5 separate regions of the Homo sapiens genome follow, and regions 2, 3, 4 and 5 are each linked to region 1. Evidence: chromatin contacts called from ENCODE Hi-C or POLR2A ChIA-PET data. All regions are on one chromosome and are shown on one strand. Each heading gives the region's core, a stretch centred on a gene start or an enhancer-like site at or near the end of the contact. The rest is flanking DNA. Distances are from core to core; before and after follow the strand shown.

The links. A loop is a pair of places that touch in the nucleus more often than their neighbours do. ChIA-PET counts read pairs that join two places held with the same protein, here RNA polymerase II (POLR2A). Pooled maps may share reads with other maps.
Region 2: a loop to region 1 is called in a pooled map, with 10 times the contacts of the local background. The contact joins the promoter of KCNH4 here to the promoter of ODAD4 in region 1. A Hi-C loop is called at or near these places in 7 of 50 pooled maps. POLR2A ChIA-PET finds 5 or more read pairs at or near these places in 9 of 52 experiments (AG04450, B cell, GM12878 and 6 more).
Region 3: a pooled map shows a loop between it and region 1 (5-fold over the local background). The contact joins the promoter of HAP1 here to the promoter of ODAD4 in region 1. A Hi-C loop is called at or near these places in 7 of 50 pooled maps. POLR2A ChIA-PET finds 5 or more read pairs at or near these places in 5 of 52 experiments (A549, AG04450, B cell and 2 more).
Region 4: a pooled map shows a loop between it and region 1 (2.6-fold over the local background). The contact joins the enhancer-like site here to the promoter of ODAD4 in region 1. A Hi-C loop is called at or near these places in 7 of 50 pooled maps. POLR2A ChIA-PET finds 5 or more read pairs at or near these places in 8 of 52 experiments (A549, B cell, HEK293 and 5 more).
Region 5: a pooled map shows a loop between it and region 1 (5-fold over the local background). The contact joins the promoter of JUP here to the promoter of ODAD4 in region 1. A Hi-C loop is called at or near these places in 1 of 37 single-sample maps with no recorded cell type and 5 of 50 pooled maps. POLR2A ChIA-PET finds 5 or more read pairs at or near these places in 13 of 52 experiments (A549, Caco-2, H1 and 8 more).

What each region holds. Positions count from the first base shown.
Region 1 is chr17:41,929,187-41,931,886 of GRCh38, forward strand. It overlaps ODAD4 (outer dynein arm docking complex subunit 4), which reads left to right and starts at 1,431. Exons shown (of 12, transcript NM_031421.5): 1 at 1,431-1,651. The coding sequence starts at 1,538. It also overlaps a transcript of ACLY not described here. RefSeq lists enhancers at 554-1,457, 1,170-1,259, 1,440-1,539.
Region 2 is chr17:42,179,788-42,182,487 of GRCh38, forward strand. KCNH4 (potassium voltage-gated channel subfamily H member 4) reads right to left here and starts at 1,355. Exons shown (of 17, transcript NM_012285.3): 1 at 1,083-1,355. The coding sequence starts at 1,158. RefSeq lists an enhancer at 1-315 and silencers at 1,265-1,504, 1,511-1,786.
Region 3 is chr17:41,733,325-41,736,024 of GRCh38, forward strand. HAP1 (huntingtin associated protein 1) reads right to left here and starts at 1,319. Exons shown (of 11, transcript NM_177977.3): 1 at 842-1,319. The coding sequence starts at 1,310. RefSeq lists an enhancer at 208-750.
Region 4 is chr17:42,132,290-42,134,989 of GRCh38, forward strand. The region is part of intron 1 of RAB5C (RAB5C, member RAS oncogene family); the gene reads right to left. Among named protein-coding and RNA genes, the nearest start is that of HSPB9, 11 kb to the left of the region's middle. RefSeq lists enhancers at 964-1,013, 1,584-1,633. Within about 2 kb of position 1,267, at least 26 of the 41 ENCODE cell types and tissues checked have a DNase peak (open chromatin) inside an H3K27ac peak, as active enhancers do; they include B cell, where a contact is called at or near this core.
Region 5 is chr17:41,785,443-41,788,142 of GRCh38, forward strand. It overlaps JUP (junction plakoglobin), which reads right to left and starts at 1,269. Exons shown (of 14, transcript NM_002230.4): 1 at 1,146-1,269. RefSeq lists silencers at 561-773, 938-1,237.

The DNA of each region.
Region 1 (2,700 bases), core at 181-2,680:
CACGCTCAAGTGATCCTCCTGCCTCAGCTTCCTGAGTAGCTGGGACTACAGGCACACGCCACCACACCCAGCTCACTTTTGTATTTGTGGTAGAGACAGGGCTTCGCCATGTTGCCCAGACTGGTCTCGAACTCCTGAGCTCAAGCGATCCTCCCACCTCAGTCTCCAAAGTACTGGGATTACAGGCATGAGCCACCACACCTAGCTCTCATTCTCTACTTACGTCTACTGGGCTCCACCATACTCACCCTCAGCTCAAATATTACCCCTCTATGAACATGTCTCTAACCCATCCCAGACCCTGGCTGAATCATTCATTTGCCTGGGTTTCACACCACTTTGTCCTCATCTCCCTCACAGGCACACAGAACTTTTAATTACTAGTTAATATCACTTAAGTGGCCGTTACTTGTTTATACATCTTTCTCCCCTATTAGATAAAACTCCTTCAAGCAGGGACCATATTATTTCTTATATTTTGAATTAAACCTTTTGAGATAATCATAGATTCATATGCAGTTCATAAGAAATAAATACAAAAGAGATCCCATGTACCCTTTTCCCAGTTTCTCCCAATGGTAACATCCTTAAAAACTTTAGTACAATAACACAACCAGAAAATTGACACTGATACAATCCACTGATCTTACTCAAATATCCCCAGTTTTACATGTATGCCGTGTGTGTGTGTGTGTGTGTGCATTTGTAGTTAAAGACATCTTTTTACTATTTAAACTTTAACAATGACATTAGGACGTTTTGGAAGTAACGTAGTAAAGGCAGTTAAGCAAGCTACTTAGGGTATCGTTGGAGCCCAGAAGAAGCACCTAGTCCACTTTTGGAGGAGTGGTGATGGTGAGGGAATGGGGAAGGACGTCAGAATATGCCTTGGTCAAGGCCCGCTACTAGTAGCTGCTCAAATAACTGCGTTAAATTATGTTGAACCCAACGTTATTTTCCATGTTTTCTTATGCAAATCCTCGCATCCCTGAGTGTTCCATTATTTTCATATTTATTTGGCAGGTGGAACATTCGAGGCTGGGAGCCCTTACATGCCCCGCGAGAGGTCACGCAGTTAGGAAGTGACAGGAGCGAAGTCAGCCCAAGTCTGCTGACTCCAAGCCCAGTGCTCTCTCCCCCTAATGGCGGTACGCCGTGCACATATCCTTACCACGTATGCCTCATCCCTATTCGGAACTTTGCCTCCAACCCTCTTCCTGTTTTCTTGGCTGTCTTACAAGGGAGCCTTTTCAGGCAGCAACTCCAGAGAGAACCGCCAGAGCGTGCAACAGCAAACACTAACCAGCCCAGCCGTCAGCCACGCAATCATCACTCCCTGGCCCAGTGCGCGGCAGAACTGGCGCAAGCGCACGCCGGCAGGTTGTACCCAGAATCCGGGCCCTTGCCAGACGGGGGCGGAACCGGAAGTCGCTGTACATCTCATGGTTGCTAAGAAACGGAGCTTCCACAAACCAGATAGAGGTTCTCCAGCTTTTCTTTGATTGTCTCTGCTTTAGCGTCTCTAAATCCGGTCACCATGTCGGACCCCGAAGGCGAGACCTTGCGAAGCACCTTTCCCTCTTATATGGCCGAAGGCGAGCGGCTCTACCTGTGCGGGGAATTTTCTAAAGCCGCGCAGAGCTTCAGCAACGTGAGTCGAGCTCTCAACCTATCCATCACCCCATCACCCGTCACTTTTTTTTTTTTTTTTTTTTTTTTTTTTTGTGACGGAGTTTCGCTCTTGTTGCCTAGGCTGGAGTGCAATGGCACGATCTCGGCTCGCCGCAACCTCCGCCTCCCGGGTTCAAGTGATTCTCCTGCCTCCACCTCCCAAGTAGCTGGGACTACAGGCGCGTGCCACCATGCCCGGCTAATTATTTTGTCTTTTTAGTAGAGATGGGGGTTTCACTGTGTTGGCCAGGCTGGTCTCGAACTCCTGACCTCGTGATCCACCCGCTTCGGCCTCCCAAAGTGCTGGGATTACAGGCGTGAGCCACTGCGCCTGCCCCCTGCCCTCACCTTTTGATTGCAGATAACACTGAGGTCTTGATGATGCCTGGAGGACCCTGTTGTTTCTATTATTCACTGATTTTTGATGGACACACTGCTGTCACAGATAAGCCCTGTGGTTGGCCATTTTCTACCAGTTCCCACTTGCAATCTCCATTCTCTGCGTTAACAGTGACCTTTTCCTCCACTTTTACTTAAATGTTTCATGATTAACCGGCCTCCTTCCACAGAGCAGCCTTACCTTCCCATCATTTGCTGGCAGATTGGATGGGAGGTTGCATGCAGAAGCCTCAATGTCCCCAGCACACCGTTGCTTATAAAAGGTGGCCAGTAAGCAACATATGATTATTATTATCAATTTTGAGACAAAGTTTTGCTATGTTGCCCAGGCTGGAGTGCAGTGGCAAGATCTCAGCTCACTGCAACTTCCGCCTCCCCAGGTTCAAGCGATTTTCCTGCCTCAGCCTAGGGAGTAGTTGGGATTACAGGCATGTCCCACCACGCCTGGCTAATTTTTGTATTCTTAGTAGAGACAGGGTTTCACCATGTTGGCCAGGCTGGTGTCGAACTCCTGACCTCAAGTGATACACCTGCCTCGGCCCCCCAAAGTGCTGGGATTACTGAGGTGAGCTGCTGCACCAACCAGCAACATTATTATAGTAACCCTAGTATAAATTGCATCATCCCACC
Region 2 (2,700 bases), core at 105-2,604, 250 kb after region 1:
AAAGTCTAATGGGAGAGGGCATTGAGCGTATAGCTCCAGCAACCCCCAGCAGCAGAACCCGAGCTGTCTCCCTCCAGCTCCAATGGGTGGGAGGCCAGGGGGACTCCTGTGGGCCATCCAGGGACAGAGACTCAGCTAAGAGATGGGGCCTGTGACACAACCAGTCCTGGTGCTCTAGGAGGGATGACTGTCTGGGGGCAGGGAGGCTGATGGGGACACTGAAGGTGCCTGGGAGGCACTGGGCTCTGGGCACAGCCTCCTTCTTCCATCCCAGGGCCTGTTGCCCCGGTGATGGGCGCTATGGAAACAAGGTGGTGGGGAAGAGGGTAGGGCCCGGCGGCTCAGTTTCCGCCCTCGGGTACCGCTCCCCCACCATCCAGATCCCGGCCAGGGTTCCCGAGGGAATGGCGGGGTTGGGGGAGGTGAGGGCGGGGAATCTCTGGGTTCCAGAGTGGGAAGAGGGAATGGCGGGAGAAGAGGCGGGGGAGGAGTGATGTGGCTGTCCAAGGTGCTGAACCTGAAACCCAAGCTACGTTGGGCGAGCTGGGAGTTCCCACCGTCGCACAGACCGCTCCCCTCCTCCTGCCTCACCCACCTTAGACACTGACGCCCCACGATTTGGGGGCGCGCGACCTCAATCCAAACTAGGTCCTGCTGAAGTCTGATCTTTTCTCCTTTTTTTCTGGAGGTAGTGGGAGCTGGAGTCTGTGAGTAGACCCCAGAATGCCCGGCCACTTTGCCCCACTTCTGTGTCTCGGATACCCCCATACACGCCCCCAGCACAGCTCTGCCCGAGAGTGGGCGGCTCCGAAGGACCCTCCTCCGCTCTGCCGCACAAAGAGCCTCTTCTGCCTCGAGTCACACCCCCTAACCTTGGCCCCCGTGCTCTCGGCCCTTTCCCCTCCTCCCCTCGCAGGGCACTCCCCGCCCTGTTCCTGCACCGCGGCTTTGGGAGTTCCTAGACCCGCACCTCCATTCTCTCCCCTCGCCTCGGGTCTCACCATGTCCAGGAGATCCGAGACGGCCCCGAGGATACTTGCCCCCCAGCTCGAACCTCAAGCCCCGACCTCCGTCCCACTCACGCGTTCCGTCAAAACGGGTGGCGATGGTGTCCAGGAAGGTGTTTTGCGGGGCCAGCAACCCCTTCATGACCGGCATGGCCCCGGGGCGTGGGTTCAAGGCGCGGCGCTGGGGAGCTTTCAGCGCGGCCGGGCCGGAGGGGGCGCGCTGTCGGAGGGGCCGGGGCGCCCCATGCGCCCTCCTGCCTCCTCCCCTCCCTCTTACTGCCGCTGCCGCTGCCGCTGCCTCTGCTCCGAACCCCGTAGCTCTCGGCTCGGCTCAGCGCCGTTTCGGTCCCCCCCACCTCCCCACGGGCCAGGTTCTTCCCCTCGGGCTCGGCCCGCACCCGCCACGTGGCCCCACACGGGGAGGGGCCGCTAGCGACACCCGCACCCCTCTGGGCAGCCCTCCTCCCAGAGGGGAGCGGCCCACGCGTGTCTCTCGGGGAGAGAATTCGGGGCACGCCCACCGGGAGGGGAGGCCTGAAATGATGGGCGGGGCTTGAATAACAGACCCGCCCTCTTCCAGGCTGGCCACGCCTCCACACGTGGTTCCCTGGCTGCTCCTTGTGGCTCCACCTCGCGGGTTTTCCCGCGCGGCGTCCACGCTGGGCTGGTGTCTGGTTCACAGTGCCGCCTACTGGAGTTGACATATTTCGCAGCACCCACAGGCCAGTAGCTCCAGCGTGAGACAGCAAGGGTTAAGAGGCTAGTTTGCTGGTAGAGAATGGACAATGGGAAGGCTTGAAACCCCAACTCTAGAAAGCACCATTCTTACCTCCTGCCTCAGTTTTCCCAAGACACCCTGGCGAACTCTGCCTACTGAGACACAGCATGGTGGAATGAAAAGAGCTTTGGAGTCCACCAGGTAGAGTCCCAGCTCTAGACACCAATCGTGTGATATCCTCTCCAAGCCCACTTTCCTCATCTGTAAAATGGAGCTGATAATTCTTACCTGATGCAGTTACCGTGAGAATGTAATACCATAATGCATGTCTTTGGTACAAAATAAGTGTCTTGAAGGGCAGTTGCCTGCCTGTTTTCCCTCTTCCTACTGTCTTAATCCTCCTCTCTGCTGCCCTTCAAGTGGAAGAGAGGCTGGAGGCAAGTTTGGGAGAAACTACCTCTGAAAAAGATAGTTTCGAGGTGGGCAGAGTCATGGCTTGCAAATCTCCAAGGATGCACATGTGAACTTTGACCTCTAACTTCTCCAAGATGGAACCAGTACAGCAGCAAGAGGGACCAAAGTGAGACTAGACACAGGACTTTCTCACTACCTATGCAGAAAATTGAGGCAGCTGAGTTCTGTGGCTGAGGGTGGCTGCTTCCCACGACAAAACAGCTGAAGCAGTGAAAGTGGGAACCCTATGGGCAAGGAGGGCAGGCTAAATTCTCCCCACCCTCTGAGCTAGGTATTATCTGGGATGTTAGATTGCTAAGAAGTGCCACATTTTTCTGTGTCTCTACTTTTGTTGTTGTTGTTGTTCTTGTTGTTCTTGTTCTTGTTGTTTTTGAGACGGAGTCTTGCTCTGTTGCCCAGGCTGGAGTGCAGTGGCATGACCTCAGCTCACTGCAACCTCTGCCTCCTGGGTTCAAGCAATTCTCCCGCCTCAGCCTCCTTAGTAGCTGGGATCACAGGCGT
Region 3 (2,700 bases), core at 69-2,568, 200 kb before region 1:
ATTACAGGCGTCAGCCACCGCGCCCGGCTTTTTTTTTTTTTTTTTTTTTTTTACCCCTGGAGGAGCCTGAGGTAAGGGGGTCACAGTCCTCCAGGCTCAGAAACTGGGCTCTCCGGACACCTGGGTCCCTGGCGCCTAGAATGGAGACAGCCAGGGGAAGTACAGCCTCAGACTGGCTCATCACCCCCTACCCAGGAGGCAGTGCAATGGAGTCTCCTGGGTCATACAAACAGACGCAGCCACTCACCCTGCACCTGTTGCGTGTGCAGAGGACAGGAGGAAGACTTCACCAGATTAGGAGACACTCGAGCCTCTAGGCCCAATCCAGAGATCTCCCCCGACCCGCAGGAGGATAGGAGAGACAAGGGGCAGGAAAAGAGCGCGACTTTGCCCCCATACCCGCAACCAAAAAGTGGGCAAAACTTCCCCCTCCGCCCGCCCACCCACCCCTCCATCGCACGCAAGCCCGGTCGGCCAGCGCAGACTCAGAGCGCGCGGGACAGCGCCCTCCCGCAGCCCCCCGCCCCTCTCCTGGCACTGCGGTAGACCCAGGAGAGGGGCGCTGAAGGGGTGCAGATCTGCCGCAGCAAGAGGCGCGTGGAGGTGGGTGGGCGAGCGTGCAGGCCCCAGAACCTGACTCACGGGCACAAACCAGGGGACAAGAGCAGAGGAGGAGATGGAGAAGGGGCGACCAGACAGACACCGCAGTGACATCGCGGGGGTGGTGGACGGGTGACACTGAGTGCTAGAGGGGGCGGGGTGCCTGGACCCGATGGGGCCACTTCCTCCCTGGAGTTGCCCCAGTCCCCACCCGGTCCAGGACCCCGGGGGCCCGATTTACCTTCCTCCAGCTCCCGAATAAAGGCGGCGCGCTCAGGGCCGGACACCCCGGGTCGCCGGCCAACGTAGGCGGCTGGCGTCTTCCAGATGCCCGCTGCCTTTCCAGTCCCCCGGCCAGTGGCCCGGGAACCAAACGGCCCTTGGAATACGAAGCGGGTCCACGGCGCGTCCGAATTGTCGGGCATAGACCGGACATCCCCTTGGATGGCCGAGAATGCGGACGGGCGCCGGGCTCCTGCCTTGGCTCCAGCCTCCGAGGCCGGGCGAGCTCCGGTGCGGGCTTCCGAGAGGAACTGGGATCCAGAGGTGGCTCGGGATCCTACTCTCTGTCCAGTGCCCCGTGCCTGCGGCTGCGCAGAGGGCTCCGGAGCGGGACTGGCTGAGGGCGAAGGTGCACAGGTGAGTGCTGCTGGGTCCCCGGGTCCGAGCCGGCTCCCCGCGCAGCACCGGCCCAACCTCTTCGGGCGCATCTCGAGTCTGCCGTCCGCTGCTGCGGCGGGACCTTTATAACCTGCGCCAGCCGCCGGGCCGGACCACGCGTAGGGGTGGGGGCTGCCGAGAAGCAACTAGTGGCAAGCGGGACTCAGAGCCGCGCGGGAGGGGAGCTAGTGGTGACGGAACAGAGCACAGTAAGAAAAGCAGGGCAAGAAGGGCGAGTGCAAGTTCCGGATGGCTCCGAGTTGGGATGGGAGCGAAAGATTTTTTCTGCCCTCTCCATCTCCGGAGAATGGTTCTGCCCAAAGCCGCGGCTGCCCCAGCACTCGCGGGTCCCTGGCTGGGGGCAGCCCCTCCCCAGCTGCCGCGCCGGGGTTTCGGGTGCCTTCCCTGGTGTAGAAGCTGCCAACCCAACGTTGTGCATACGGTCTGGGGTGGCCAGTGCATTAGGGCAGCGCTGCGTCTTTCCCGGTTGACTGGGAGAGACATTCCAAACTCCAGTGCGCTTCCAACGTGCTGCAACCCTGCCTGGCGCTGCAACCCTGCCTGGCGCTGCAACCCTGCCTGGCGCTGCAACCCTGCCTGGCGCTGCAACCCTGACCCTCGCGCTCACACCCCAGTGCTCGCGCCACTCGACGTCTTCCATTTGATTGGATTAACTGTTCTTCACCTCCAACCCTAGTTCGCTTTGCCCTCCTCTTGCCATGCTGGCGAACCCCTGTTCTCCTTGGGAGACGCCTCTTAAAAGTCTCCCTGTAGCCGGGCGCAGTGGCTCACGCCTGTAATCCCAGCACTTTGGGAGGCCGGGGCAGGCGAATCACCTGAGGTCAGGAGTTCCAGACAAGCCTGGCCACCTGGTGAAACCCTGTCTCTACTAAAAATACAAAAATTAGCCAAGCATGGTGGCGTGTGCCTGTAGTCCCAGCTACTCAAGAGGCTGAGGCAGGAGAATTGCTTGAACCTGGAAGGTAGAGGTTGCAGTGAACCGAAATTGTGCCAATGCACTCCAGCTGGGGCTACAGAGCGAGCCTACCCCTCAAAATAAATAAATAAATAGAATACTTTTTTTTTAAGTATCCTACTGGAAATGTTGGGTAGACAATTAGATGTATAAATCTGAATGTAGGGGAGAGACCGGGCTGGAGATTTAAATGTAGGAGTCATTGTTCTTTGATGACCATTTAAAGCTATGAGACTGGTGAGATCCCCAAGAGACTGAGAGAAGACAGGTAAGAGCGCCCAGGACTAACCCCCTAGGATTCAGAGGGCAGAAAGAAGAAGAGGAGGCATCAAAGGAAGACTGGGATGAGTGGGGCAGTGAAGTAGAGGAAAACCAGGAAAGTTGGGTCCTAGAAAGTAAAGAAAATGTTTCATGTAGAGAGTGGCCACCTGTGTTGGGTGGTGCTGTTGGGCCAGGCAAAGACT
Region 4 (2,700 bases), core at 17-2,516, 200 kb after region 1:
TGAAATGGGGCCCACCTCTTCCCCAAAAGTACAAGGAAGGAAGTACGGGGTGGTGGGTCTCAATTAGCAACCAGAAATACCATGTAAATATTTCAAAGTTATGTCATTTCAATTTTTCATAGTTTAAGACGCTTTCTCATTTCACCTCAGTCAATGAAGAGACAAGGTCTGTGCTTTCTGCTTCTTAGAGATGCCTTCCTCACAGTGCCTATGTGCATACTAGGAACTCAAAGAGTGCTGATGGAAGGAAATAATTTTTTTTTTTAAAGAAACAAGGTCTCACTGTGTTGCCCAGGCTAGAGTGCAGCGGTGTGATCACAGCTCACTGCAGCTTCCAAGATCCTACTGCCTCAGCCTCCAGCAGGTATACACCACCACACCCAGCTAATTAAAATTTTCTTTCTTTCTTTCTTTCTTTTTTTTTTGCAGAGATGGAGTCTCACTGTGTTGCCCAGGCTGGTCTCCAACTCCTGGCCTCAAGCAACCCTCCCGCCTCAGCTTCCCAATTGCACAACTATTATCTCCTTCAAGCTTTACGACAACCTCCATTTTTCAGATAGATAATTTAACATTCATATATTAAATGTCCTGCTCATGGTCACCCAGCCTACAGGTGACAGAACCCCCCAGACCCACCATAGACATGATGCCATCCTCCCTGCTGTGGAAGAACAATGGAGGCAGTGCCTGCCCTATGTTTGGTTTAGGGCTGCTAGGTGAATGAAACTCTCTTTTTTTGTGGCAGCAACTTTGCTGGTCCAGGAAGGTCTAGCTCTAGCTGGCTCTAGCAACAGTCACAGTAATCTTGCAGTTTCTGAGTGCCCTCAACAGTGGGAGGAGCCGCCCAGAGCCAGGCAGGGCGACAGCAACAGAGGGAAAACCACAGTGGAATTACAAGTTGGTTATTACCATGAATCCACGTGACACAGAGTCTTGGCTGAGCAATGGTCTGTGGCTGGGGCACTGGAGGAGGAGGTATGAATGGACTGGGAGATGGTAATAGAAAACCAAGTCTCTGATTCCAAAAAAACCAAAGCAGCTGGTGCTTAGGGTACCGAGCTGGGAAGTAACCAGCACCTACAGGTCGAGAAAAATACAGGTAACAGATCTAAGTCTTGTCACTACCAAACCACAGGGTTAGAGGAACAGAATGTGATTTTTAAAAACAAGCCAGAAGGGGAGACAAATAACTCTCCTGCAGTGGTTCTCAACGGTGTCTGTACATTGAAGTCATCTGTGCAGCCAGCCCCTCGAGATTCTCATGAAGGTTTGGCACAGAGCCCAGCATCTGCAGGTGAAGCACACCCACTGAAGCACAGCCAGGGCTAGAGCATCTGGCAGAGAGAGAGTGAGCACAGGCACTGGCTTTCGGCACCACAGATGTGACTGTCTCCTGCCACTTCTGAATCACTTTGTAGAAGCCACCTGAGCTGAGCCTCAGTGTTCTCATCACTAATATGGGGCACACCAGGGTTAATGGCAGTGTTTGCCAGCTGTCTCACACACATCATGTTGAGTAAACAGTAGCTAAGAGTACTGACAGGGTTATTTGTAACACTTTCTCCAAGACTGTTGGTGAACAGACTCTGGCCATCCCAATGAACTGAGACAGGCTCTCCCTGGCATGAACTAGCTGGTGACATGTTCTGCCTGGTCACTGATCCTGCCTTCCAGAGATACCTGAGCAGGCACACCCAGCACTTTTTACGGTCTGTTGCCTAGTGGTTTGCCTGGCCCTGCTTGGTGATCAAATGAGCAGTGGTGTCCAACCTTTGCAGTCAATAAAGCCCAAGGAAGCCAATTTTGCTAGGAAGGGCGCACGGAGATATGAGGGTGTCTAAGCCAGGGGAAGGCCAGACCGAGAGCCCCAGGAAGCATTATACCCTCTCCTCCCAAGCCTGGGAAACTGAAGACATGGCAGGTAGTAAAGGTGAATGCATTCACTGAGCTGTCCTGCCTCCCAGGGATGTGTGTCTTACTGGCAATCTTTCTTTTTGAACCCCTGGCAAAAATTATCCACTTGTGCAGTCAGGTGATGGAATTATAGCCAAAACTGACATAGTTTTCAAAGTCTTCTTTGAGACAAAAATCAAATTCTCCATAAGAGCTAAAGTTACAGTCAAAGTTGATTTTTTTAAATTAGCCAACGTGGTGGTACACGCCTGTAATCCCAGCTACTTGGGAGGCTGAGGCACAAGAATTGCCTGAACCCAGGAAGCAGAGATTGCAGTGAGCTGAGATCGCGCCATTGCACTCCAGCTTGGGGCAAAAGAGTAAGACTCTGTCTCAAAAAAAAGTTGACTTTTTTTCACAAGTACAATGGCCGTGCTGGAGCTTCAGATCTAGGGAGAAAGATTCTCCTTGCCATGGACCCACCATCCAAATCAGAACCCTGGCTTGTTCAGAGGCCACTAAGAACAAGCACCAGTCCCAACCTCATGTCTTCCACAGGAAAGGGGAGAGAATGTATAAGGACTTGGAGTCACACTATTTTCCTATTAATACAATGCACATGAAAGCGCAGAAGGGATCTAAGCTCCTAAACACCCTGGCCCTGTGCACAGGCACTTCTGGGCCAAGGATGGAAGAGAAAGAGAAAGAAAAATGGGACACTGTTCTTCCCTGCTCCGGGGTTCCCTCTGCTCTGGACACTACAGGTCAGTGGGTCTCAAATTCTTTTTTTTTCTTAAGTTTTTTTTT
Region 5 (2,700 bases), core at 19-2,518, 140 kb before region 1:
CACTTTCCACCCCCCACCCCGGCCCCTACCTCAGGCCCCTGGGGCCCAGCGAACAGGATGAATGTGGGGGCAGGGAAGACAGGGTCGGAGCCCAGGCACCGGCCCAGGTTCAGCCAGGGGCCGGCTGGGGGAAGGGGTTTTGCACCAGGAAGGACCCCCTAAGCCTAAAGGAAGTTTTGGGCAAGGAGACGGGAAAACCCCCAGATAAAGCTGCTGTGAATACTTCCTCCTGCAAAGTTTGTTTTGGGTGATTTTTTCCAACAATAAGAGGTTAGAGAAGACGGGTCCTGTTCCCCTACCAACACTCTGGCAGCCACAGCTACTGGAAACTGGGCCAGGTGACCCTGAATTCTTCATCCGTGCACAGACCCCACCCCCCAGACCCCAGGGCGAGCCACGGGTGCCAGACACCAGCTGGACACTGAGCCGAGCCCTGCACCCCCCAGTCACTCCATCCCACCTCCGCTGAAGAAGCCAGAGCCGGGCTCCCACCGGCGTGGAGGGAGGCGCCGCAGGTAGTATCGACGAGGCTCTGGGAGCTGGAGGGCAGGGCCTCTGGACTCCGTGCGCTCACCTGCTCGGCAGGTGGGGCCAGAGTCGCTGGGAAAATGTGCGCTCGGCCCCCACAGTTGGGCAAGCTGGGCGCAAACAATAGGGCCCCACCCAGGCCTGGGGGAGTAGGGAGGGAGGGAAAGCGAGGATGACGCGTGGGGTGGGGTGAGGGTGGCCCCAAAGAGACCAGCGGCAGCAAGTTCCCCAAACGGTAAATTCCTGACTGCAGCGTGAGCCCTGGGACGCAGTCGAAGCAGAGCAAAGTCTCCCCCGCCAGCCCAGGGCGAGAGTCAGGGACGCGGCGTCGGGCGAGCTGCGCGGGCCCCGGGGGAGGCGCGACCCCGGAGGCACCTGTCCGGATCCCTCCCCGCCTTGCTCAGATCTCTGGTTCGCGGAGCTCCGAGGCGCGCTCGGCCCGAACCGCGCGACCCCCAAGTCGCCGCGCCCAGGACCCCAGCGCGCCCCCTGCCGCCGGTGCAGGGTGGCGCTCGATGGCACCGGCCCTCACCTGCCCAGGGACGGCTGGGACCGGCCCCGCGGCCGCTCGCCACCCCTCTGTCCCCAACGATACCTGCGCCCCCGATAGCCCGCACCTGAGTATGGGGCCTGACCGGGCCGGGTCGGGGTCGGGCCGGGGTGGGAGCCGGCGCGGACAGCGAACTGAGCTCGGCGTGGTCGGGCGGCGGCTGCTCCGGACTCTGGCCAAGGCAGCAACTCAGTAACCGAACAAAAGGCGAAGAGACCTGACAGCCAAGCCACGCCCCTCGCCACCTCGAAGCTCCGCCCCTGGGGGAGACGCCCACCCTCTGGTGCGAGCTCACTGGCTATCTCGCCTGACTGTCCCGTGGAGGGGCGGAGCCTCGCCTCCAGTCCTCTTCCACGGCCGCCTCTGTTTATCCGCTTGCCATTGGCCCCGGGGACTGCCAGTCGGCTCTAGGGATGGACTCTAACTTGAGGTCTCATCCTAACATTGCATCTATTGGCAGATAGAAAGTTACTTCCTCCTGATTGGACAAGGCTCTGTCAGTAAGACTAAGGAAAAAACCAATGGAAGGGATGGGGTGTGTCTTGCCCCACCCTTGCTCTGAGCAGGTGAGACTCATTACTCTCCCCTTCCCCCTACCTGTCCAACAGGTAAGTCATAGGGATACCAAGGGAAGGGACAGACGCCTTCACCGGCCAGCCAACTCAGCGTCAGGCATGATGCTTCTTTGGGCTTATTCATCCTTGCCCCAAAGTAGTAATCACATATTTGTATAGCATTTCATAGGCTTTGTGCTGGGGTGGGATTTTTTTCCCGAAAGATGGAGTACTCCTGGGATTTAGAATTAGAAGGCCAGGTTTGGTCTTCTCCCACTTGGTATGATTTTAGGCAAGTTACTTCACCCTGTTTCTCCTCTTCTGTAAACTGGATACATTAGCCATATCTACCTCACTGGAGTATGTGGGGATTAAATGAGGTCAGGTTTGTGAAAGCACTCAGAAACTGCTAAAGGTTAGAAATTTAAATTAACGGTATGTTTTTTTTTAATTATTGTGACAGCTCTGAAAAATAGTTAGGATGAGAAAACGACCCTCATTGTAAAGATGAAGAAACCGAAGTTCAGAGAAGTCACAAAACTACAAAGTGGCACACCCCAAGCTAGAACCTCCTTCCTCTCATTTGAAGGACCATCAAACCAGCTGTTCCCCTCATGGAAGAGGAGCATAGACATAAAATGTCAAGGCAATGGGGAAGGGGCAGAGAAAAGGCACAAACACTTGGAGGAGAGACAGAACAATTAATTGGCACAAAAATACAGTATTGGTGTCAGGAGGCTTTGGTGGGCTTGGAAACATCAAGCAGCAGATCTGAAGGAAATCCAGCCCTGGCATGAAAGAAACGGGGCAGGCCAGGCGCAGTGGCTCACTCCTGTAATCTCAGCATTTTGGGAGGCAAAGGCGGGTGGATCACCTGAGGTCGGGAGTTCAACACCAGCCTGGCCAATATGGTGAAGCCCCATCTCTACAAAAAATACAAAAAGTTAGCCGAGCGTGGTGGCGGGCAACTATAATCCCAGCTGCCTGGGAGACTGAGGCAGGAGAATTGCTTGAACCTGGGAGGCGGAGGTTGCAGTGAGCCGAGACCATGTCACTGCACTCCAGCCT